5 separate regions of the Mus musculus genome follow, and all the other regions are linked to region 5. Evidence: chromatin loops called from intact Hi-C (ENCODE). Cell type or tissue: heart. All regions are shown on one strand.

Region 1 (5,000 bases), 300 kb after region 5:
TCATGTCTTCAGACACTGAGTTTATCTAAAATTTCCACAAAAAAGGAGGACATTACCTATGGAGACAAACCCTGTGTCCACCATAGGGATACCCTGTAAGGCAGGTGCCCGGCCCACAGGGAGCAACACCAGGTGATTTTGGTGCTGGGAAAGGCTCCTGGCCAGGATATGGGTCTGGACTTTGGGTCTATTCTCAGTGTCAATTGCTCAAGATGACAATTGTCAGGAGCCTGAACTCTTGACAGGTCTAAAGATGGAGAAACAAGCCCCAACCGGAGCAAGGCAGATATATCAGTTCTCAACCTGAGGATTATGACCTTTTTGGCACCCCTCTCTCTCCAAAAATATTTATATTAGAATTCACAATAGCAGCAAAATTACAGTTATGAAGTAGCAAGTTAAATAATAATTTTTTGGCTGGAGGTCACCACAACATGAGGAACTGTATTAAAGGGTCACAGCATTAGGAAGGTTGAGAATCATTGTTTTAAGTGGACATAGAAGGAGATGCTAAGGAGGACCCAGTTTCTAGCATGGAGTGGGCCTGGAATTCAGGACCAAGGCAGTGATGGGTTTCCTTCAGGCCAAGCTAGTTTGAGAAAGCTGGGGGAAACCTTTTCCAGAGGAAAGGGCTGGATTTACAAACCTCAGCTGAGCGCAGAAGAATGGACTGGTCACAGACACCCGGGCCTACAGATTTCTTTACATTTCTGATTTTAATGTTTTTGCATGTGTATGCATATGCACTGTGCATGTGTGTTTCCATATGTATGGGCACATGTGCATGTGTGGGCAGCTCAAGGTAGACATTGGGTGTCTCCCTACCCCACTCTCCACTGTATTTATTGAGGCCAGGTCTCCTGAACTGTAGCTTGCTGATTCCAGCTAAGCTAGCCAGGCAGCTGACCCTGAGGTCTGTCTCTCAGATGCTGGGATTACAGGTAACTGCCATACCTGCCCAGCTATTACATGATTCTAGTGATCTGCATTCCGGTCTTCATGCCTACACAGCGCATGTTTCATGCACTAAGGCATTGTCTCCCCACAGCCTTGTTTTAAAAAATTAAATAAAAGTTTTGATGTTTGAGTAATGACAGACCCAAGGGAAGCTGCAGCTGGGTCCATGCATCTGTCCTTCAGGTTCAGCCCCTTGTCCTGTCCTGCACAGCTACAGTGACATTGAAGTCAGGGATAGGGACACTGCTACCATCCACACAGCTTTGTCATATCATGTTTGTGTGCACGTGCAGACATGTGCATGCTGTGGGCATGGTATCTGATACAGTTTCAGGGCATGTGTAGATCTGTGTTGTCACTGTCACTGATGGCTCTTCCTATGGTTAGAAAATTGCAGAGAAGATTCTGTGGGGAGGTGACCGTAGGGACTCCTAATAATGAACCTTCCTGGCCCATCCTCATCCCTGAATCATTCCTTCCTGCCCCATCCTCGGCTCTGCACCCTTCCTTCCTGCCCCATACTTGGCTCTGCACCCTTCCTTCCTGCCCCATCCTCCTCTCTGTACCCTTTGTCTAGGTGGCTTTCTGCTCAGGCTCACTTCTGAGTACCCTCCCCCTGTGGTCCATCCTGAGGTAAATAACCAGCTTAGAAATCACAATGGACTAGTTTCTAGGCTGCATTTACCAGAAAAGGCTACATGTCTAGAAGGCTTTGCAGGGCCTTGTGCTAATTTTAGCTTAAATCAAAGAAAATACACTTTCTTTTTTTTTTTTTAAACAAGGCAACGGATATTTAATTTGCTCATCAGAAACATAGGAAATATATCAAGTGATATTTCAGAGAAATGCATTAATTACAATAACAGCCTTCATCCTAAATATTTATACATATTCCCAAAGATTTAGGCTGCTCTAAAATTCAGTTACATGTCCTCTTTCTGCAGTAGGAAGTCGTACAGAAAAGCATAATTAGTCAATTAGGTACAAAGTAAAACTTATTCTTACTGTTCTGATATGCATCAGTTATCAACTTTCTACCATCTAAGGCTCAGAGAACTAGGTGTCTAAAGATAGAAGGAGGGTCACCGGCCCTTGCATATGAGGCTTATTTTAGTTTATGATGCCTTACTTTAAAGCCACAAGTCCATGTATGTGTGGGCTACATTAATTGGCATAGAAGGTGACTAATAATAATAACAAATACAAATCAAAAATAGTAAGAGAATTTGAAGAGAGGAGTGGGATAGAGGGGCATTACTATTGAATCTGCAAAAAATTGTCATGGATTTGTATGCTCAAATGAATTATACAAATGTATATGTTTGGAGTTTTAAGAGAATCAAAAATATTTTCTTGTTGATTACATTTAACAGCTGCAGCTGAAGCTGGAGTGACTCTGAATTTCGTGTCATGAGCTTAAAGCATAGCTCCGTGCACAAGTGACCCCATTGGGGGTGCTTCTGTTTTTTGGCTAAATTCTACACTTTGAGGGTTCTTTCATTACTGAGACAGATTCTGAGAAACCTAGCAAGTAAACTCCCACAAAAGCAAGGGGGAGGGAAACACCGTATCTTCTTGATATCAATTTTCTGCTCCACATATTTTCAGTCACTCACTAGAATATGAATTCTTCCATCCAGGAACTCTAATGTTGGAGGTCTGTAAACAGAAGCCCCAGACTCACCCAGGGGAAAAATAGTCAGTCCTTCAGGCTGCAGAAGCAGCAATTGAGTAGTGCACCACTGCCATCTAGGGGTCACGTTCAGTGTTGCACCATGGGGTGGCTCTTGAATATCTTGGAATCTGGGTTTGTTAGACTGTTCCTGGGCCTTTCAATAGGAACAATTCAGTCAACTTCAATGGCTCCCAGAAAAAAGAGGTCTAGTGTAGAGAAGTTGGGAGTCAAGGGGACCCTGAGATGAAGCTGACAAGACTTCCCACACCCTTTGGAAGGGGACAGAGCCAAGCAGTGGTGACAGTATCAAGGGGCTCTGGGTCAGGCAGCACAGGGTTTGAGTCCTGAGTCTGTCCCTTGTCAGGTACTGGAGCTAGAACAAGCTACTTAGGCCTCTTCATTCATTCTATGAGACAGGGCGTTCCTGGGGAGCCAAAGGTGGCCCCAAATTTGAGATTCTTCTGCCTTAGCTCCTCTAGTACTGGGATTGGAAGGGTGACCCATCATGACTGGACCACTTAAACTTTTGGAGACTGGTGTTTTTAATACATAGTGGGAAACAGTACTAATGATCTGACCCTAATTAGGCCAGCATGGCCATTAAAAATTATGTGAACCACGAGGAACATAATAGAGCCACCAAATGGAAGGTATATATAGTTCTTACTGACCAGTAGCTAGTAAGACTAAGAAGGAGGTATGGGGGACAGGGAAGGCTACACAAATGAGACAGAGAGACAAGGTTTCACAGGGTCAGTAGGCGTTTTCCATTCAAAGGGGGAAGGGCAGTCCAGATGCGGGAACCGTGTGTACAAAGGCATTTTAGTAAGAATTGTCCCACTGTGCTGAGTGCATTTCATTGAGTTTGGCATGGTCTAAGCTTAAAGTGGATGAGGTGTAGCTGGAGAGAAGCTCAATGGTTAGAGCACGTACCACTTTTGCTGGGATCAGAATTTGGTTCCCAGCATCCATGTACCAGGGCTTACAACTGCCAGTAACTCCAGCTTCAGGAGATCCAATATCTTGCTCTGGGCCTCCACAGGCACCTGCATGCATATATGCAAATGCATGTAGTCTTTCTCTCTCACACACAGGCCCACAATTGAAATAATAAAATAAATCTTAAAAATCCACTGAGTGAAATAGAACAGGTGAGTTTGGCTAGAACCTCCAGGAGGGCTCAGGAGTCCATCTTGCTTCCAACCTTCCTCCAACCTCTCACCTCCCCACCTTGACATTCCCTCTCTGGGCTTCCTGCTACCACTGTCTCCAACACTGTCTGGCTACAAGGTTTGGTATAGAGCAAGGTGTGGATTGGAGTTAGCTTCACCCACATCCACAGAAATGCAAAAGCCACATTCTGCAAGGCTCACCAAGACTTTGTCCCTTTTGGGTGGTGTTTCCTTCACATGCTTAAATGGCCCTGGCTTCCTGACAGGAAGTTCATCTTTAGATTTGAAAATGGACTGTGGGATTGTAATCTTAGGGGTGTGTTGGTAGTGTCCCTAAGGCTATGAAATCTGATTAGCACCTTCACTTCCAACAAGACATCCTGTGGGTGTTTTGGGGTCCCATGGAGAAGGCTAGCTTAGGGTTTGGCCACAAGACAACTTCTTCCTTGAATACGTTCTTCTTTTTCTTTTTAAAGGTTTATCTAAATTTATTTCACATGCATTGTTGATTTGCTTGTATGTATGTCTGTGTGAGGGTGCCAGATCACCTGGAACAGGAGTTAAAGACAGTTGTGAGCTGATATGTGGGTGCTAGGGAATTGAACTCAAGTTCTGTAAGTGCCACCAGGGCTCTTAACCACCAAGTCTTAATTAGTACTTTCTATGACAATTGTCACGTTTTGTTTTTGTGTCGGGGTCTCACTATGGAAACCTGGCTGGCCACAAACTCAGTATGTAGCTAGGAATGGCCTTGGACTCCTGATGCGATTTTCAGGTCCCCAGACTTCTGGGGTTGTAAACACAGATGGAGGCCAGAGGACAACTTATGGGAGTCGGTTCTTCCCTTTCACCTTGTGGGTCTGGGAGATCAGACTTGGTTTCTGCTCTTCGATTTTTGATTTGAGGTCTCACTATGGAGTCCAGGTTGTCCTAGAACTCATGACTTTCCTGCCTCAGCCACCTCATTTCTGTGCTCTTACTTCTGCCCCTCACTGTACTCTCACATCTTGTGTGTCTTTGGGTTCTCCATTTGAGAAGACTCCCAAGGCTGGAGAGATGGCTCAGTTATTAAGAGCACTGACTGCTCTACCAAAGGTCCCGAGTTCCAATCCTAGCAACCACATGGTGGCAGAGAGAGAGAGAGAGAGGGAGAGAGAGAGAGAGAGAGAGAGAGAGAGAGAGAGAGAGAGAGAGAG
Region 2 (5,000 bases), 56 kb after region 5:
AAAAAAAAAAAAATCACTTTACTGTCTCAAATGCAAGAGAATAAATTCTTTATAGCATCCTTAAAATGAAGTATGTCCTTATCTCTATCCATCCTGAAATTTCTTCCTTCAGATTCTATCAACTTAGATTTCAGCACTTTCTAACTAGCTCCTTTGCCGTTCTCTAAATTTGTCACATACATAACCATTTAAAATGCAAACACACAAGAAAGTTATTTGGATACAAACATAAAACACATTCAGTGTCTACTCCAGTCAACCACAACCCTGTTTAGTAAATAAGACGAAAACACAAGGTAAAAAAACCAACACAAGACTGGGAGTGATGGTGCAAGGTCTTTAATCCACCTCTTGGGTCAGAGGTAGATAGATCTCTATGAGTTCAAAACCAGCCTGGTCTGCATTGTGAGTTCCAGGCCAACTAGAGATACATAGTGAGACCCTGTCTCAAAACAGACATTTAAAAGAAAGGGGGGGGGGGGGAGGCGGGGCTGGAGAGATGGCTCAGCAGTTAAGAGCACCAACTGCTCTTCCAAAGGTCCTGAGTTCAATTCCCAGCAACCACATGGTGGTGGCTCACAACCATTTGTAATGCGATCTGATGCCCTCTTCTGGTGTGTCTGACAGCTACAGTGTACTCACATACATACATACATACATACATACATACATACATACATACATCTTAGAAAAAAAAACCCATAGGGTTTCAATCTGAATAATAAAATACTATAATGACATGATCGTAACTTCACACAATTGGGAACACGCTGTTTCACACTTTGTTATTGATTAGCTGAAATGCCTTAGATGGCAACATTTGCAAGCTAAAAGATTCTAAGACACTTGCTAAGTTCCCTATCATCAAAACTATTTGACACTTTGTTACTGATTAACTGAAATGTCTTAGCCACTTTTGCAAGCTAAAGGATCCTAGGATAGCGAGTAAATTGCCTATCGCCAATTTCAATTCAAAACTTCTAAAGCATGCCTTTCCTTAAAATCCAATCTCTAAAAAAATTAAAGTAGAAACCCTAAGTTTCTAGGCAATTTAAATGGGTTATCCCTGGTGATCTGTTAAAAATTGCAAGGAAAACATTCATCTTGACAAGCCAATTCAAGAATTGGCTTGGAAGTTTGAGCCTCGCTCTCTCAGCTAAGCACCTCTCCAACAAGACGGATGATCTCGAAATCCAATGCAAGATTCCAAATACAGTCGAAAAATGCAAATGAAACTACATCAGTCGCCACCTTCCAACCAGGTACTGCATTCAGTACCTCCTACATATAACTTCAAGTTAGCCTCTGAGAGCCAACAAGTGGTGGAGAGCTTTGGGACTGTCCTTTCTTCCCAGGGTCTTGCTTTCAGCAGAAACACCTAACACCTTAGATTCACTTGTTAGCAAGTAAAGGACCTCGACCAAATCTCACACTCCACAAACGAACCATCCATGTGCCAACACCTCTTTTCTAAATATTCCAGAAATAAACCTGGGAGAACTTGCCCGTCCCAGGCCCTCGGTCCCTATGGGAGACCCCTCCAGGATTTCCCTCCTCACTGAGAGACAAGCCCATCTCTTTTTCTCTCTCTAAACACCGAGAGCCACACCCCCCTTCCTTCACTTGAAAACTTCGGGACGCGCCACGGGAGCCCAATATCCCGCCCCTAGCACCCCGGCGCGTCCCTCCAATCACTCTGGGGTCAGATAAGTCAGTTTGCTCCCCGAACTCTTTACCAAGTCGCGGATGGGAGCCAGAGCCTGCTTCCTCCGGAGGTCGGGGTGCCAGGACGAAAGGCACCAAAGTGGTCAGGATGAGGAGACGCCGCCTCATGTTCCCGTCCACCACCTCTCTGGGAAACCTTCTCCGAAAGAGCGTTCGGGAAACTGCTCACATTGGGAGCGGAGGTGATCTTCCCAGCACGGCCCTGCAAACTTCTCCCTCCCGCGCCGCCTACAGGGAAGCTAGGCTCACGTCCCCGGAAGTGCAGGCGGCGCTCGCTGAGAGCGGCTTAACTCGTTTCCGGCCGCAGCCGGAGACCACCCCGCGGCCCACAGCCGGAAGAAGGGTGCCGTAGAGCATTGTGGGAGGCGTGGCTCGCCCCGCCCCGGCGCGGCGCCGGCAGAACGCCATCTTCTGGGCTCTGTTCCTTCCTGGTCCCTCTGGGGCCTGCTTGGCGCCTTCCTGGCCTTCAGCTGGCGGCGTCCTGACTCGACCCTCTCTCTCTCGCCTCTGTCCCCGGGTGACCGCGGGGAACGAAGGTGGGAGAGGATGGGCAGGTCCTTAGACAGGTGCGACCTTCTTCGTGATTAAAGTCCCCTTCAGCGTCTTTATTGAAGGGTCTGTGAAGTCTGGCGTGGGGTCAACTACCTGCCTATGGGATGGGGGCGTGAAGTCGGCCACAGTGCCCTGGAGATCCGCCCCACGCGGATCGGGTGTGCTGTTCGGCGACTTGCTGCGGGAGACTAGGTCTCTTGTCACTGAAAATGCTCAGGGGACTGTACATAGACTTATGCAAAGACATTTATTTGCTCCTTGGTTCCTTACTCTAGGCAGTCTCCTAGTGAACAGGAGCGACCATCTACCCCCTAACTCTTGTAGTTGGTTTCCCTACTCGACCCCTTGTGGTTTTGCGGTCTTTTTTTTTTTTTTTTTCCCTGTGTTATTGTTTGTGGTACTGAACATTAATAGCCCTGGTCAGATTTCAAGTCGTCTTCCAGAAAAAGATAAACTGATTTAAATTTGTTCGTTGTGGAATGTCTTGCAACATTTTCAACAGTTACTGACTTTGCACATTTTTTTGGGGGGCATGTTAGCTAAACTAGTCTGTACAACCGAGGTATAAACACTTTCACTAGGTACACATTCAAGGAATACCTAACCAAAAAAGAAAGTCACCCCCACAAATTAGATGCCAGCTTTTTTTTGTTTTGTTTTGTTTTGTTTTGTTTTGTTTTGTTTTTTTCGAGACAGGGTTTCTCTGTATAACCCTGGCTGTCTTGGAACTCACTCTGTAGGCCAGGCTGGCCTTGAACTCAGAAATCCGCCTGCCTCTGCCTCCCGAGTGCTGGGATTAAAGGCGTGCGCCACCACCGCCCGGTAGATGCCAGCTTTTTAATAATAGAAATGCTATGATATTTCTCTTGAGTGTCCAGGCTCCATGTCCCCAGGTTTGTAACTTTAGTTGACTGCAGATTATATTGTTTGTGTCGCCTAGCTTTTGTGCAGCTGAGCTATGTTTAGTAAATGCTATTTCAGTGGCACTCAGCCTTCCTAATGCTTTGGACCCTCTACTACAGTTCCTCATGTGTGGAGACCCTGAACCATAATTGTTTAATTGCAGCTTCATGACTATAATTTTGCTACGGCTATAAACGGTAATGTAAATAACTGCAGGGTACCTGATAATGGGACCCTGCACCCCCCAAAGGGATACTGACCCAAGGGGTTGAGTACCACTGTGCTAGGTTTTTGGTTTGTTGGGTTTTTTTTGGGGGGGGGAGGGGTGTCTGTTTTTGTTGGGTTTTTTGTTGTTGTTTTTCGAGACAGGATTTCTGTGTGTGGTCCTGGCTGTCCTGGAACTCACTCTGTAGACCAGGCTGGCTTCACTGTGCTAATTTTTAAAAAACTCCTGATCCACTTTATCATAACAAGTTTTCAGGATAAGTCCCAATTTTAAGTAGTCTTCAACATTCACAAGTCAGTATTCAAATTAAGATTCCAATTTGAAATTCATCTTTGATTTGACAATAGTCCATATCTTTAGGATAAAATAACTCCACCTGGGGGAGATGAAGAGCCAGAGGAACATCTCAGAGGGCCATGCTGGATAAAAGCCTGCAGGGCAGAACTGGCACCTACAGCTTGGTGGTGACCCATGCCTGCCATCCCAGCACTAGGAGGCTGACACAGAACAACAGCCAGGGCTATGTTAAATCAAGAGTCCCAAAACTGACAGTCGAAGCCTGACCCTCAAGGGTTTATTTTTGGGGGATTTGTCCTAGCAGGGGGAAAAGTGTGATGGGCTTTATGAGCTAGGCTCATTTTGTAACCCTGCCCAGGCCTTCCAGCTTCAGCCTCCCTGTCGCTAGGATGATGGCATGGGCCATCACACTTGGCTACAAGCCTTTATCTTAGTCTTTTGTTTTTGTTTTTTTAAGAGAAAAAAATCACCCCCATAATATCTACCCACTCACTGAGCCACCTTGAAGCCCTAACTGTCTCACCCTATCTGTCATAAAACCTTAATTTGGATGCTTTTTTCTGCTGCTGAATAAAGTTGATAAAGCTAGCCCTTCAAGAAATATGAATTCTCAAGTCTCAAAAAAAAAAATGCAGCTTTGTGGTGAGAATTTTAGTTTCTTTAAAAAACCAGTTAGGAGAATGTTTTGTTTTAATCCCAGGTGTGAGATAAGAGGCTGCTTCACAGCAGGTGATTAGGATTTGCCTCAGGCACTAGCAGGGGTGTGATCTTTGCCACCTGCAGATAATTTAATTCTGGGGACTGAGGTATAAATGGGAAAGTCCCCGAGAGGGCCTGTGGTGGCTTCTGCTTCCCATTGACTTTGTTACCGATTGTCAATTGTCCCTGATCGATCAGAGACAAGAGGAAACTGGAGATATCCTGACAACCAAGATTGGACAGCCCCAAGAAACTCAACGTTCCTACTGAGCAGGAAGTAGCCTATAGAGGTCTACACCCCCCCCCTTTGCCCTCTATCCTTCTCTCTCTTACCCAGGAAGTAGCCTACAGAGGTCTATACCCCCCCCTTTGCCCTCTATCCTTCTCTCTCTTACCTAGTGAGGGTAGGGGGTGGTTGGAAGGGATCAGGGTAGAATGAGGCTTGGAAGGGAGGTAGAGGTATAAGAACCCAATAAGACAGTTAAAAAACAAACAGCCGGGCGTGGTGGCACTCACCTTTAATCCCAGCACTTGGGAGGCAGAGGCAGGCAGATTTCTGAGTTCAAGGCCAGCCTGGTCTACAGAGTGAGTTCCAGGA
Region 3 (5,000 bases), 390 kb before region 5:
TCTGGCCTCCACCTGTGTTTACAACCCCAGCACTCTGGGGACCTGACAATCGCATCAGGAGTCCAAGGCCATTCCTAGCTACATACTGAGTTTGAGGCCAGCCAGGGTTCCTTAGTGAGACCCCGTCTCAAAAACAAAATGTGACAATTGTCATAGTAAGTACTTATTAGGACTTGGTGGTTAAGAGCACTGGTGGCACTTCCAGAGGCCCTGAGTTCAATTCCCTAGCACCCACATATCAGCTCATGACTGTCTGTAACTCCTGTTCCAGGTGATCTGGCACCCTCACACAGACATACATACAAGCAAAACACCAATGCCTGCGAAATAAATTTACATACACCTTTTAAAAGAAAAGGAAGAACTTATTCAAGGAAGAAGCTGTCTTGTGGCCAAACCCTGAGCTAGCCTTCTACATGGGATCCCAGAACACCCACAAGATGTCTTGTTGGAAGTGAAGGTGCTAATCAGCTCTCATAGCCTTAGGGACACTACCAACACACCCCTAAGATTACAGTCCCACAGTCCATTTTCAAATCTAAAGATGAACTTCCTTTCAGGAAGCCAGAGCCATTCAAGCACGTGAAGGAAGCACCACCCAAAAGGGACAAAGTCTTGGTGAGCCTTGCAGAATGTGGCTTTTGCACTTCTGTGGCTGTGGGTGAAGCTAACCCCAATCCACACCTTGCTCTATACCAAACCTTGTAGCTAGACAGTGTTGGAGACAGTGGTAGCAGGAAGCCCAGAGAGGAAATGTCAAGGTGGGGAGGTGATAGGTTGGAGGAAGTTTGGAAGCAAGATGGACTGCTGAGCCCTCCTGGAGGTTCTAGCCAAACTCACCTGTTCTATTTCACTCAGTGGATTTTTAAGATTTATTTTATTATTTCAATTGTGGGCATGTGTGTGAGAGAGAAAGACTACATGCATTTGCATATATGCATGCAGGTGCCTGTGGAGGCCCAGAGCAAGATATTGGATGTCCTGAAGCTGGAGTTACTGGCAGTTGTAAGCCCTGGTACATGGATGCTGGGAACCAAACTCTGATCCTAGCAGAAGCGGTAAGTGCTCTAACCATTGAGCTTCTCTGCAGCCATACCTCATCCACTTTGAGCTTAGACCAGGCCAAACTCAATGAAATGCACTCAGCACGTGGGACAATTCTTACTAAAATGCCTTTGTACACATGGTTCCTGCATCTGGACTGCCCTTCCCCGTTTGAATGGAAAAATCCTACTGACCCTGTGAAACCTTGTCTCTCTGTCTCATTTGTGTAGCCTTCCCTGTCCCCCATAACTCCTTCTTAGTCTTACTAGCGACCAGTCAGTAAGAACTATATATGCCTTCCATTTGGAGGCTCTATTATGTTCCTCGTGGTTCACATATTTTTAAAGGCCATGCTGGCCTAATTAGGGTCAGATTGAAGAATAAAGTTACTGAACTCTTCCTCACCTCAGAGCCCGACCCCTCCCATCCAGAGATTGTTCCCAGAACACTCCTGAACTCCCTGAACTCTTCACCCCAGAATACATTCCTGAACTCCTCACCCTAGAGTTTGAACCCTCCCAACTAAAGACTGTTCCAAGAACATTTTTGAGATAAGGGCCTCCTGGAACAACCTCAAAATGAACCGGGTACATTGCCAAATAATAGGACATGACCCCTTAGTTACGTAGATTCCCTTGGCAGAACCCCTTGTCCCTTGGCAGAACCCCTTAGTTATGTAAACTTGTACTTTCCCTGCCCAGCTCTCCCCCCTTGAGTTTTTCCTATATAAGCCTGTGAAAAATTTGGCTCGTCGTCGATTCTCCTCTACACCATACTAGGTGCATGAGTTTCGACCCCAGAGCTCTGGTCTATGTGCTTTCTTGCTGTTGCTTTATTAAATCTTGCCTTCAATATTTTGAGTTCGGTCTCAGTGTCTTCTTGGGTCCGCGGCTGTCCCGAGGCTTGAGTGAGGGTCTCCCTTCGGGGGTCTTTCAAGATCACTAGTCCTGCTTCCCACTAGGTATTAAAAACACGAGTCTCCAAAAGTTTAAGTGGTCCAGTCATGATGGTTCACCCTTCCAATCCCAGCACTAGAGGAGCTAAGGCTGAAGAATCTCAAAATTGAGTCCATGTTTGCCTCCCCAGGAACGCCCTGTCTCATAGAATGAGTGACGAGGCCTAAGTAGGTTGTTCTAGGTCCAGTACCTGACAAGGGACAAACTCAGGACTCAAACCCTGTGCTGCTTGACCCAAAGCCCCTTGATACTGTCACCACTGCTTGGCTCTGTCCACTTCCAAAGGGTGTGGGAAGCCTTGTCAGCTTCATCTCACGGTCCCCTTGACCCCCAGTTTTTCTACACTACACTTCCTTTTTCTGGGAGCCATTGAAGTTGACTGAATTGTTCCCATTGGAAGGCCCAGTAACAGACTAACAAGGCTGGATTCCAAGATATTCAAGAGCCACCCTATGGTGCAACACTAAACATGACCCCTAGATGGCAGTGGTGCGCTACTCAATTGCTGTTTCTGCAGTTTGCAGAACTGTTTTTCCACTGGGTGAGTCTGGGGCTTTTGTTTACAGATGTCCAACATCAGAGTTCATGGATGGAAGGATTCATATGCTAGTGAGTGACCGAAAATATGTGGAGCAGAAAATTGATATCAAGAAGATAGGGTGTTTCCCTCCCCCTTGTTTCCATGGGAGTTCACTTGCTAGGTTTCCCAGAGACTGTCTCAGTAAGGAAAGACCCCTCAAAGTGTAGAATTTAGCCAAAAAAACAGAAGCACCCCCAATGGTGTCACTTGTGCACGGAGCTATGCTTTAAACTCATGACACGGACCTCAGGGTCACTCCAGTGTCACCTGCAGCTGTTAAATGTAATCGACAAATCATAAAAGTGTATTTTCTTTGATTCGATCTAAAATTAACACAAGGCCCTACAAAGCCTTCGAGACATGTAGCCTTTTTTGGTAAATGCAGCCTAGAAACTAGTCCATTGTCCTTTCTAAGCTGGTTATTTACCACAGGATGGACGTCAGCGGGAGGGTACTCAGAAGTGACCCTGAACAGAAAGCCTCCTGGACAAAGGGTACAGAGAGGAGGAAGGGGCAGGAAGAAAGGGTACAGAGAGGAGGATGGGGCAGGAAGTAAGGGTACAGAGAACAGGATGGGGCAGGAAGGTTCATTATTAGGAGACCCTAGGGTCGCCAACCCACAGAATCTTCTCTGCAATTTTCTAACCATATGAAGAGCCATCAGTGACAGTGACAATGCAGATCTACACATGCCCTGGAACTGCATCAGATACCATGCACACAGCATGTACGTGCCTGCACGCGCACACACACACACACACACGATATGACAAAGCTGTGTGGATGGTAGCAGTGTCCCTATCCCTGACTTCAATGTCACTGTAGCTGTGCAGGACAGGACCAGGGGCTGAACCTGAAGGACAGATGCATGGACCCAGCTGCAGCTTCCCTTGGGTCTGTCATTACTCAAACATCAAAACTTTTATTTTATTTTTTAAACAGGGCTGTGGGGAGACAATGGCTTAGTGCATAAAACATGCACGGTGTAGGCATGAAGACCAGAATGCAGATCTGTAGAACCATGTAATAGCTGGGCAGGTATGGCAGTTACCTGTAATCCCAGCATCTGAGAGACAGACGGGACATCCTCAGGGCCAGCTGCCTGGCTAGCTTAGCTGGAATCAGCAAGCTACAGTTCAGGAGACCTGGCCTCAAAAAATACAGTGGAAAGTGGAGTAGGGAGACGCCCAATGTCTACCTTGAGCTGCCCACACATGCACATGTGCCCACAATATGGAAACACACATGCACAGTGCATATGCATACACATGCAAAAACATTAAAATCAGAAATGTAAAGAAATCTGTAGGCCCGTGTGTCTGTGACCAGTCCATTCTTCTAACCTCAAGCTGAGGTTTGTAAATCCGTCCCTTTCCTCTCTACATATCCCTCAGCTTTCTCAAACTAGCTTGGCCTGAAGGAAACCCATCACTGCCTTGGTCCTGAATTCCAGGGCCCACTCCATGCTAGAAACTGGGGTCCTCCTTAGCATCTCCTTCTATGTCCATTTAAAACAATAATTCTCAACCTTCCTAATGCTGTGACCCTTTAATACAGTTCCTCATGTTGTGGTGACCTCCAGCCAAAAAAATTATTTAACTTGCTATTTCATAACTGTAACTTTGCTGCTATTGTGAATTCTAATATAAATATTTTTGAGAGAGAGGGGTGCCAAAAAGGTCATAATCCTCAGGATGAGAACTGATAAATCTGCCTTGCTGCGGTTGGGGCTTGTTTCTCCATCTTTAGACCTGTCAAGTGTTCAGGCTCTTGACAATTGTCATCTTGAGCAATTGACACTGAGAATAGACCCAAAGTCCAGACCCATATCCTGGCCAGGAGCCTTTCCCGGCAGAAAAATCACCTGGCATTGCCCCCTGTGGGCTGGGCACCTGCCTTACAGGGTAGCCCTATGGTGGACACAGGGTTTGTCTTCGTAGGTAATGTCCTCCTCTTTTGTGGAAATTTTAGATAAACTCAGTGTCTGAAGCAAAAGACATGAAAATTTAAGGAGAGTTTCAGGCTGAAAGACAAGCAGTCTCTAGAGAGACCAGGTTCTATCTGGTCAGAACCAACTAGCCAAACCCAATCCTCTGGTTCCAGAGCCAGGGCTGGCTCCAAAAGTCCACTCAGCACCTCTCAGGCTTTAGGCATCAGATAAGAGGCCTGGAGCAACTTCCAAGGGAGCAGGTGACCATGTGATAGGGGAGTTTGGAGTTTAAGGACATTTTGTACCTCAGCTGCTCTCCCCACCCACAAGTAGGTCCCATGTGACATATGTGTGAGCCCACAAGTCACACAACTTCCCAAACCTCTGCTCCTTCCTTTGTGAAGTGAGACTAACTAAACACATGCAGTACTAAAATGCCTCCTCTGGGGAGACAAAATGGTACAGTTCCCCCTAAGGTCTCCATGTCAAA
Region 4 (5,000 bases), 240 kb before region 5:
CAAGCTGAGGTGTAACCCTGGGACCCAGTGGTGATAATTCACCTACATGAGACAGAAGTTCTCTCATGTCTCCTGGACATGATTCCCACCCGGGTCCGAGTGGAAAGCGTCTGGCAGCCCTCCTAGGTCTGCCTGCCCAGAGCATAGGAGGAACTCTGGCCAGACGTGGGCTATCCTCCCTTCCCCCTCCTGCTCTTGCCCCTCTTTAGTACCTGAAAGAAAATAAAACTTGAGACCTGTGATTCATGTAATTTATGTCAAATAGCCAAAGAGTTGTTTGTGAGCTTTGAAACCTGGGGCAGAGAACATAGCAGAACAGGCCAGGACATGCCCGGGCAGGCCCATCGTTAAGACATTCCTGAGGCTGCTTAGCCATAAAGACAAAGAGAATGACATGCTGGACTGGCCAGGAACCTCCCTATCTCCCGCCCTTCTGACCTAAGTTAAATGTTATCTACATGTACAGTCTGCTGATGTTTAAATGGACCAATCATGTTAAACTGCACCAATTCCTCCCTGCTCATATTTAAATGAACCAATCATGTGAAACCATGCCAATTCCTCCCCCAGCCCCAGCCCACTGTCTCCTGCGTGAGATATGTTTTGACATGGAGCTCCGCCATTAAACTACCTCGTGTTTTTACATCAAGGCATTCTGTTCTGTTCGTGATTCTTGGGTGCATGCTGAATCAGGAATTGAGGGGGGTTTCCCCACTAGGTTCTTTCAGTGCCCACAGTGTGCTATGTTTTGTTTCTTACAAAACAGCTGAACTGTTTTCTAGGAAGGTGAATTAGGAGAACTGAACAGATAGCGAACCTATACAGAGACATAAAAGGGGGATTTATTAGAGTGTCTTCCAGGCTGTGGTCTAGTTAGTCCAACAATGGCTGTCTACTGGTCCAGGAATCTAGTAGTTTTTCAGTTCATGACGATGGGCCTCTCGGCTGGTCTTCAGTAGACACTGGAATCCTGAGGACATAGACTCCAATGCCAGTGAATGAATGAGCTTGCCAGTGAGAGCAAGGGCAAGCAGGCAAAGAGCAAAAGAGCTTCCCTTTTCCATGTTCTTTCTATAGGCTGTCACGGGAAGGCACAGCCAGATTAAAGGTGGACCTTCCCACCTCAAAGAATCTAGATTACAGGTTAGTCTTCCCACCTTGGAAAACCTGGATTAAAAGTGGGACTTCCCACTTCAAAAGAAAAAGAGTTCTCATAGGTGTTCCCAGCAGCTTGGGTTTTACTTCATTCCAGATGAAGTCAAGTTGACAACCAAAAGTTGCCATTACAGGTGGCTGGGACATTGTATATCCACACCCACAATTTATGAGAAATTCAGTCACTGTGAACCTTTGCCAGTGTTTAGTGTGTCACTGTTTTTATTTTAACCATTTTGACAGATAAGCAATGATAGTTCACTATGGAGTTTATTTGATTAAAAACAAAGAGAAGGGGCTAGAGAGATGGCTCAGTGGTTAACAGCATTTGATGCTCTTCCAGAGGACGGGAGTTCAGTTCCCAACACCCCCATCAGGTAGCTCCCAACCAAGTGTAAGCCCAGCTCCAGGAAACCAACCAACTCTTTACCTACCATGGGCACTGCACTCAATTGAATTCATGTGTATACACACACCCACCCGGCTCATCTGGAACTGGAGTTACCATGGTTGTGAGCAGGTGCTGGGAATCAAACCTGGGTCCTCTGTAAGAAAAACAAGGACTTTCATTGATCCATCTCTCTTGTCCTGGAGAGCTTGTTGGTTTTTGTATGTTTGTCTGGATTTCTTGTTGTAGTCTTTGTGTTTGTTTTTTTGGTTGTGTGTTTGGTTAGTTAGTTGGATTTTGGTTTTTCAAGACAGGGTTTTTCTGTGTAGCCCTGGCTGTCTTGAAACTTGCTCTGTAGACCAGACTGGACTTGAACTCAGAGATATGTCTGCCTCTTCCCCACACTCCAAGTACTGGGAATAAAGGTGAGAGGGCAGCCACAACCATCACCACAGCCTGGCTGAAAAAGCTTGTCTTTTATCTGCATGCTCAGGTGCATTCTTTAGTTTTCTTAGTTTATTTAGTTTTCTTTAGGTTCTTTCATTTTCAGGTTAGACTTAACTTTCTGTCTTTAGGGCCCAGTCCCCTGAGGTGCCGGGAGTAAAGCCCTGCCAATGCAAGACATTTTTCAGTTGATTCACGATAAAACTAAACCATCTCTGTTCATCTGCTCCCCACCTCCTCGAGTTATTGCTGATCTCCCTGACACCCATACAGTCATGTGTGGATCCACGGAGGATAACCTCCCTCCAGTATTAGCTGAACACAGCTCTTCATGGTCCCCAAATGCCAATAAAAGCAACATCTAACTCACTGAACTACTTTGCTTCCTATTGCTGTGTTAAACGCTATGATCAGAAGCAACTTGGGGAGGAATGATTTCATTTCATTTGGCAGCTCACAGTCCATTATGAATGAAAAGAAGGCAGAAACTCAAGCAGGCCAGGGACCAAGAGGCAGGAATTGAAGCAGAGACCATGGAGGAGGGCTGCTTATGGTCTTGCTCCTCACAATGTGCTCAGCTTGCTTTTTTTAGAGACTATTTATTTTTAGCGTATGTATGTATGTATTTACTTATTGCTTGTCTGCATAAGATGTACATGCTATGTTCAAAGCAGCCACGAGAGGGCTCCAGATTCCCTGAAACTGGGTCAACAAATGGTCGTGAGCCACCATGGGGATTCTGGAAGTTGAAACCAGGTCCTCTAGAAGAGCAGCCAGTGTTAACCACTGAGCCATCTCTCCATCTCCTCAGATAGTATTTTTTATACACACCAGTCCCACTAATCACAGTGACTGGGCGTTCCCACACATCAATCATTAATCAATAGAATGTCTCATAGACTTGCCTACAGGCCATCTGATAGAGGCATTTTCTCAATTCAAGTTCTCGCTTCTTAGATGACTCTAATGTTAAGCTGACAAAACCACTAACCAGCACACCCCCTATCAAACACCTAAGAGAATCCATTTTGTTTTACAGGTAAGCAAGCTGGAACCCCTACAGGGTGTTGCAACTCACCCAGCAACTCACCACAGACTAAATATCGATGGATGTCAGTACCGCAGACCCTCTTGGTCCCTTATCTGCGTAGAATGAGTCTCTGATACAGGTGGGCAATGAGTTGACAGGAATTGACAGACAGACTCAACACAAGGGAGTGTGGATCTGAATGTAATTTGTCAAATCGAGCATCAAACGTTTTATACAGAAGAAAATAGGGGAGTTGGGTGACACACAAAGCAAGGTACAAAGAGGTTACTGGATTCTTACGCAAAACAGAGGAATACAAACACGGAAGAACTGGCAGGAACCAACTGGGGTAAAACTCATTGTTAACAACTGGGATCAAAGACAGCTCCCACTAAGGTCCACTTAATCTTAGAAGCCAGGGGCAAGGGCTTCATGCCCTTGCCATAGATCCTACTCTAGTCTACTGTGTAGTCCACCTTCCCCTAGGCCATTGTAAATACTTGTTTGTGTATGGGTGTAACTCAGCTACCTATAGTTCTAAGTATCTACTCTGGTTCCTCTTTAGGTCACAAATTTCCTTCTTCCCAGATAATGGTAAATTTCTGAGAAGGGCAGTGACTTAGCAAGGTCTGATCAAGGACTGCCTAGAATCTAACTTAGTTATATGTCAAAATATCAATCCTTAGGAGCACTTGTAATAAAGCAATATTAAGGGAAAGCACACAGATCCGTTTATCAACTAAAGCAAGGGCATTGGAGCATTCTTTATACAGGAAACTACAGTTCAAGGAGACCTAGTTTCCGTGAACTTTTCGCCTCAGGATAGCGCCCAGGTTTTCAGGACCTATTGGGCTGGTCACTACTGGAGTGGATGTAGCATGTCAGAATGCCAGAATGTGTGTCTGTGGTACGGCTGACATCTTCTATCTGTCCAGTTGTCTGTCCGGTCTATCTAGCCACCTTTTCTAAGGTCCAAATCACAAGTTTCTTCCAGGCTACAAGGACTCTCTCTGATCACTGATTTGAGTATCCAGACTGAATCTGTCTCTGTCAAACAAGGAAAAACTGTTGACAGTTCCCTGTGCCTGAGGATGTAATAAACTCTGTAAGCCGAGTCAGATCCACCTAGTGGGAAACTAAATAGCTCTCCCTGGCTCCTGTTTGAACCTGGGGCTCAGGCACAGGAATGCAAAGAGAGGCCCACCCCCATGTCCCTCCTCAGGTGCCCTACCTGGCTGTTTCCTTCCTTCTAACTCAGGAGCACTGCTCCCCAGTCCCTTACTTCTCTAATCTTCCTTCCGGAGTGAACACAGTCAACACAGATTTTCACACTAAGACACATGACTCCCAGCCCTGATGTGAGCTAAGATCAGTTGAGTAGAATGCTGAAGAATATTCATGAGGCCTGGCAGGATGTCTTTAGTGGATAAAAAGGCTTATTACCAAGCTTAATTGAACCTGTGGACAAATGTGGTTTGGGAGTTGAAGCTTGAGAGCCCTGGTCTTACCCTTCAGTGCAAGCCTGGAGCAGCCATTTATTTCCTAAGGCAAAACATAGAAACATTAAACAGGGAGAGGAGACCCAGCCTCAGAGTTCTGGTGTGACAGCCATGCGAAGCAGCAGTACATGTTATCCAGCTCAATCAGTGAATGGTCCCAGCCCAGGACCATTCTCCACCTCACATAACAGGTCCCACATAACAGCGCAGTAAGCCCCATTATGTACCCAGTAGCTTTTCTTTTCTTTTTCTTTTTTTTTTTTTTTGGTGTTTGTTTGTTTGTTTGTTTGTTTAGAGACAGGGTTTCTCTGTATAGCCCTGGCTGTCCTGGAACTCACTTTGTAGACCAGCCTGGCCTCGAACTCAGAAATCTGCTGCCTCTGCCTCCCGGGTGCTGGGATTAAAGGTGTGCGCCACCACGCCGGGCCCCAGTAGCTTTTCTATCCCAGTGTTTCAAACTCCTTCCACAATCCTTCCCAAAACA
Region 5 (5,000 bases):
AAAGAACTTCGCCCATGTAGCCTGTCTTGTCTACCTACCCTCTTGGGTGTGTAAACGCTCCGGTGCTTTGCTAACAGTGTAAATCTGACTTCCTTAAAATGAAATTTCTATAAAACAGCCAAATTCCCATGTTTTTGGCCTATACCAAAAGCCTAGGGCCCCCATAACATACAAAAATTTATTACATAAAACTAGAAATTTCCTTTTAATAGCTGGGGCATGTGATACCGTGAAGTCAGGCGGTCTACAGTGAGGGTCCCTAGACACCTCTATCTTTTACTGTGCCCATCAAGTCCAGTACTGGAAGAGGAAATCCTCCACTTGGGCATGGCCAAAAATGGACGAGTGCTCCTGCTAAAAACGAGATTTCCAAGCACCACAGCTATCCCCAGTCTCGGAGAGGCGGGGTTGGGGTGAACCGGTGGCAGGACTCACCCGGCCGGGGACACTCGCTTCAGGAGACCTGAGTGCAAAGAGGTTTGATCTGGGGCTCACCCCGCCCACGGCTAGCCCCGCCCGCAGCTAGCTCCGCCCACGGCGCGAGGCTCCTCCACATCCGGCGCAGCCCTGCGGGGTTTTGGGCTTTCTACCATGTCGCTGTGCGAGCGAGCTGCTAGCGGGAGCGCTCTGCTCTGGCCTCGCGTGTTGCTCTTCGGGGACTCCATCACGCAGGTACCCGCCGCACCCTCGGCTGCATCCGCGTGCGTGTCGGAGCAGTCCAGGCGCGGTTCTCCCCCACCCCACCGTGCTCCGCGAGCCGGTACGGATCCCGAGCTGCCCGACTCCCCCGGACTCTGGATGGCCCGGTGCGCGTCGGGGTGCACGGGAGCTTAAAGGGTCCGCCTTCGCTTGGTTGCAACCTCCTGCGGGTTCTTCACCGAAGCTACTTTGAACTTTGAACCGACTAGTTCACTCCTCTCTTCCTCAAGCGGCTTAGGTCCAGTACCAAGTGGTTTTTGAAAACAATGCTTTCAACAGCATGAAAAAGTAACCCTATCTGAAAACATATAGTTCCCGATTGAGGAAATTCTTCAAGATGCCTTCCTTCAGGGAGATTAAAAAACAAAACAAAACAAAAAAAGACGCTTCTCCACAATTTACTCGTACGCGGGCTTGGCTTTCCCTAGTAATTGGCAACATTGTTTTTAGATATTGGGCATTAAGTTTTTGTGAGTGGGCGAGATGGCGCAATACTGCTGGAGGATTGCCATGACTGTCAGGGAAATCAATAGAGCATAGGCTTCCTTAGTTTTCAGCTGTGGAGAAATGGGATAACATTATGTCAGCTGACTCAACATAGTTGAGCTTTCTGCTGTTCAGATAACGAATGTCTCTAATGTTAGGTCACAGTAAAACCCTCTCATGTCCAGAGAGTTTCCAAGTGAAGCCACAGTAATTCTCAAAATACCTTCCCAAGCAAGGAAGGCAAGAAAGAAGCCTGGGAGTGTCTAAACGGAGTCTGCATCTAACAGGCCTGGCCCACCACCATGCCATAGTGTATAGCTGTGTGGGTAGTAACAGACTTCTTTCTTCAGTTTTCTTTCCAGCAGGGTGGATGGGGCTCGTTGCTGGCTGACAGACTAGTCAGGTAAGAACAGTTCCTAGATTGTACTTGGCTACTTTCTGGTGGGAAGCATAGTCAGAGTGAATGGTGGAGGCTTTTATCTGCTAGCTTTCCCCTCCTGGATACATGTTAAAGGAAAGGAATTCAGGTTCAACAAAATCGAGTTTCTACCACATGGGAACCAGCAGCACTTGTATTGGCTGCTCTGCCTTCCTGGAACCTTTCAAACCAGCCTGTTAGTGGGTTCCTAACGTTCTGTACCCGTTTGGTTAACGTCTATCGGAAAGTCCATTTTAGATGTACCTTGAGTCACCACTAAAATGTATAGAATTAGACCCTTGTATGGAATTCATATCTCATTGAGGGACATGAGGAGTCTGGGCAGGGTGAGCGTTCCCATAAGGTTCACAGAACACGGGTTAATTATGGACAGCTCCCAGGACTAGGTTATGCTCTTAGCTCATAACCCATCTTTTTAACCAATTTCTTTCAGAAAGTGTGATGTTCTGAATCGTGGATTTTCAGGTTATAACACCAGATGGGCCAAGATTATCCTCCCAAGACTTATCAGGAAAGGGCCTGGGATGGAAAACCCAGTGGCCGTTACAATCTTCTTTGGTGCCAATGACTCTTCACTCAAAGGTAAGGACATCCCTAGATCACCTTTGGTTTGCCTGGACTCAAACAAATACATGTTTATATTACTCTCCCACCAGACTGCTTCTGTATCTCCCAGTAGAAAGCTTTCCCGGGAACTGAGTGTTCCTGGGGCTCGCTCGCCTGTGTGGGTTTCTTTGGGCTTTGATGTGGTCAGATTTGGCTCAGGTACTCTAGGGCTCATTTCCCATATGACCGCCTCCTTGAACTCACCTGAAAGTACTTTTCATTGTCTGTTCCTGCCCTCTAAGTCCTCAGCTGATACAGTTGGCAGCAGAAGGCTTGCTTCTGGGGCATGCGCCCCCTGGTGACAGAGGAGTGTCCTCTTTGTTAGGTTTTTGGTTTTTTGGGGAGGACTAGGCTCATGTACCCTCTAGTGACAAAGAAGGGTCCTTTTTTGTTAGTTTTTTTGTTTGTTTGATTTTTTGAGACATGATCTCCTGTAGCCCAGGCTGGCCTCAAACTCACTAAGTAGCTAAGGCTAGTTGATCTTTCTGCCTCTACCTCTCAAGTGATGGGAGATCACGTGATTATGGAGAAAGACTGGCCAGGATGGTTCATGGGTAACTTTGCTTTTTACTCTCTGTGTTTCGCACGGAGTCTGCGGAGAGCCTAGTGCTTGTGTGCCAGCCTGACTGGCAGCAAGCCTGATGAGCGACTTTACACACTTGACTGGTTTTCACGGCTAGTTTAAGAGGCAGACCTGCCATTACCTCAGCTCCCAGTGAGCACACTGTGAGCTTCAGAGGGTTAAAGCCAGTGTCAGTGAAGGTAGGGCAGTCTTACATCATAGCCTACACATCAGCCTTACGGATGATGGGGAACCTAGAGAAAAGACCTGGACACTGAAAATCTCCTAGCCAGCCTCCGAGGCCTGAGCTGTGAGCCATGCAAGTAAATGGGTTGAAGAGGAAGGAGTCTTTTCTTTGTGTCTCGGAACTCAACAGTTCCTCTGTGACACTGAAAATTTGCAAAAATATATTCCTGCCTGGGTGTGGTGGCACATACTTGTGGTCTTAGCCTGGGGAGGCTGAGACAGAAGAATCACTGCATGGTCTGGGCCAGCCTGTCTTCAAAACACAAAGGCCGGGCTGGAGAGATGGCCCAAAGGGTAAGAGCACAGACCGCTCTTCTGAAGGTCCTGAGTTCAAATTTCAGCAACCACATGGTGGCTCACAACCATCCGTGATGAGACCTGACTCCCTCTTCTGGTGTGTCTGAAGACAGCTACAATGTACTATGTATAATAAATAAAGAAATCTTTGGGCAGAGAGAACAGGGAAGGGGTGAGAGGGAGGGGAAGAGGAAGGGAGAGAGAGAGAGAGAGAGAGAGAGAGAGAACACAGAGGCCTAGGAATATCATAGGGCTATCACACAGTGGGTCGAGTGCTTGCCTGTCCAGTTCACTTCCCTTCCCAGTCTGACATAAAACTAAGGCTAAGTGTGGGTGTGTAGGCTTTTAATCCCAGCACTTGGGAGGCCAGGGCAAGGGCAAGAAGATCTCTGAGTTCTAGGCCAGCCTGGTCTACATAGCAAGTTCCAAGCTCTCTGGACTATAGTAAGACCCTGTCTTGGCTATATAGTGAATTTAGAACCTGCCTGGGCTATGAGCGACTGTCTCAAAAAGGAAAAAAATAAACAAAAGTATACTCATCATGTTTGCCATTGTTTCTATAAACCATGAGACTGAGCTGCATGTCTTGAACAGATGAGAACCCCAAGCAGCACGTCCCCTTGGATGAGTACAGCGCAAACCTGAGGGACATGGTGCAGTACCTGAGGTCTGTGGACGTCCCCAGGGAGCGGGTCATCCTTATCACGCCACCCCCGCTCTGCGAAGCCGCCTGGGAGAAGGAGTGCGTCCTGAAGGGTGAGGAGCAGGCCTCAGCCTGTCAGAGCTGAGGGTGGGCATCGATCACAGCTGAGGTGTGGGCGCTGAGGGCCTCCACTCGATGGAGGGACCTGTCCCATTTTCAGTCAAGTGAGAATCGAGTCTTTCTCTAGAGCAGTGCTTCTCAACCTTCCTAATGCTGCAACGCTTTCACACAATGTTGTGCTGACCTCCAACCATAAAAGTATTTCATTGCTACTTCAGAGCTGCAATTTTGCTACTCTTATGAATCGCAGTGTGAACATTTTTGGAGAAGAAGTTTGCCAAAGGGGCTGTTTGAGTGGGGTTGCCCACCGGTTGAGAACTGCTAGACTATTTTTGGCATAAATGGGGGGGGGGTGTCCTGGTTGTATGTAAGTCAGGAGGGCATTGATGACCCAGAACCCACTGTCTGTAGTTGCCAGATGCCAAGATACACACAGCCCACCGGCAGCCACACAGGTGCTCACACCAAGTCCCCATCTGCAGCATTCTCCCCTGGCACAGGGAAGGCACCTGCAGCATAGAGCTCTGCAGATGGCCGCCCCTTCAGCTGCCAGGAGCCCCTCCTGTCTTGTCTCCTTTGGCAGTTGGCAAAGTGTGATGGTAAAATCCCTCCACTTTGTCCCTTCAGCACGACAGCTCTCATGCTTACACACTTGACTGGAAAGGTGTACTGTGGACTTTGTCCAAGCTGCTTGAAACTGGAGGACAGGCTTGACTGGGACACACTAATGGCTTTTCAGCACAGGTCCGCTGTCAAAACTGGGGAAGAGTTTTCTTTTCCTCACACAGCTGGTCAGCCTGGCTCCTGCCATACCCCAGATCCCTTCCCTAGCCTCTCAGGAAGATGTGTGATTCTCCCCCAGCCGGGCTTCCCCCACCAACTGGATATTCTGCTGGGAGGTA

Evidence for each region. Peaks named below come from ENCODE experiments on the same cell type or tissue, not always from the same donor. Only the 100,000 strongest peaks of a DNase experiment are listed, where the experiment ranks them.
Region 1: a loop joins it to region 5, with 5 times the contacts of the local background. A loop is called at or near these places in 5 of 42 quality-filtered maps.
Region 2: it touches region 5 in a loop (3-fold over the local background); 10 of 42 quality-filtered maps call a loop at or near these places.
Region 3: a loop joins it to region 5, with 8 times the contacts of the local background. A loop is called at or near these places in 5 of 42 quality-filtered maps.
Region 4: a loop joins it to region 5, with 4 times the contacts of the local background. A loop is called at or near these places in 2 of 42 quality-filtered maps.

What each region holds. Positions count from the first base shown.
Region 1 is chr12:21,611,271-21,616,270 of GRCm38, forward strand. The region is part of intron 1 of Gm31624 (a long non-coding RNA gene); the gene reads left to right. Among named protein-coding and RNA genes, the nearest start is that of Gm31624, 13 kb to the left of the region's middle. In heart, a CTCF peak has its summit at 2,699 (motif pointing left); no DNase peak of the experiment used is centred here.
Region 2 is chr12:21,371,600-21,376,599 of GRCm38, forward strand. It overlaps Adam17 (a disintegrin and metallopeptidase domain 17), which reads right to left and starts at 2,033. Exons shown (of 19, transcript NM_009615.6): 1 at 1,737-2,033. The coding sequence starts at 1,833. In heart, a CTCF peak has its summit at 1,963; a DNase peak (open chromatin) is centred at 2,072; H3K4me3 peaks cover 2,247 bases; H3K27ac peaks cover 1,778 bases.
Region 3 is chr12:20,926,707-20,931,706 of GRCm38, forward strand. No RefSeq gene overlaps it. Among named protein-coding and RNA genes, the nearest start is that of 1700030C10Rik, 110 kb to the left of the region's middle. In heart, a CTCF peak has its summit at 2,472 (motif pointing right); no DNase peak of the experiment used is centred here.
Region 4 is chr12:21,073,281-21,078,280 of GRCm38, forward strand. No RefSeq gene overlaps it. Among named protein-coding and RNA genes, the nearest start is that of Asap2, 36 kb to the right of the region's middle. In heart, a CTCF peak has its summit at 2,662 (motif pointing right); a DNase peak (open chromatin) is centred at 2,681.
Region 5 is chr12:21,315,841-21,320,840 of GRCm38, forward strand. Iah1 (isoamyl acetate-hydrolyzing esterase 1 homolog) reads left to right here and starts at 552. Exons shown (of 6, transcript NM_026347.3): 1 at 552-672; 2 at 1,536-1,588; 3 at 2,058-2,206; 4 at 3,930-4,091. The coding sequence starts at 592. In heart, a CTCF peak has its summit at 2,529 (motif pointing left); DNase peaks (open chromatin) are centred at 531 and 1,181; H3K4me3 peaks cover 1,553 bases; H3K27ac peaks cover 839 bases.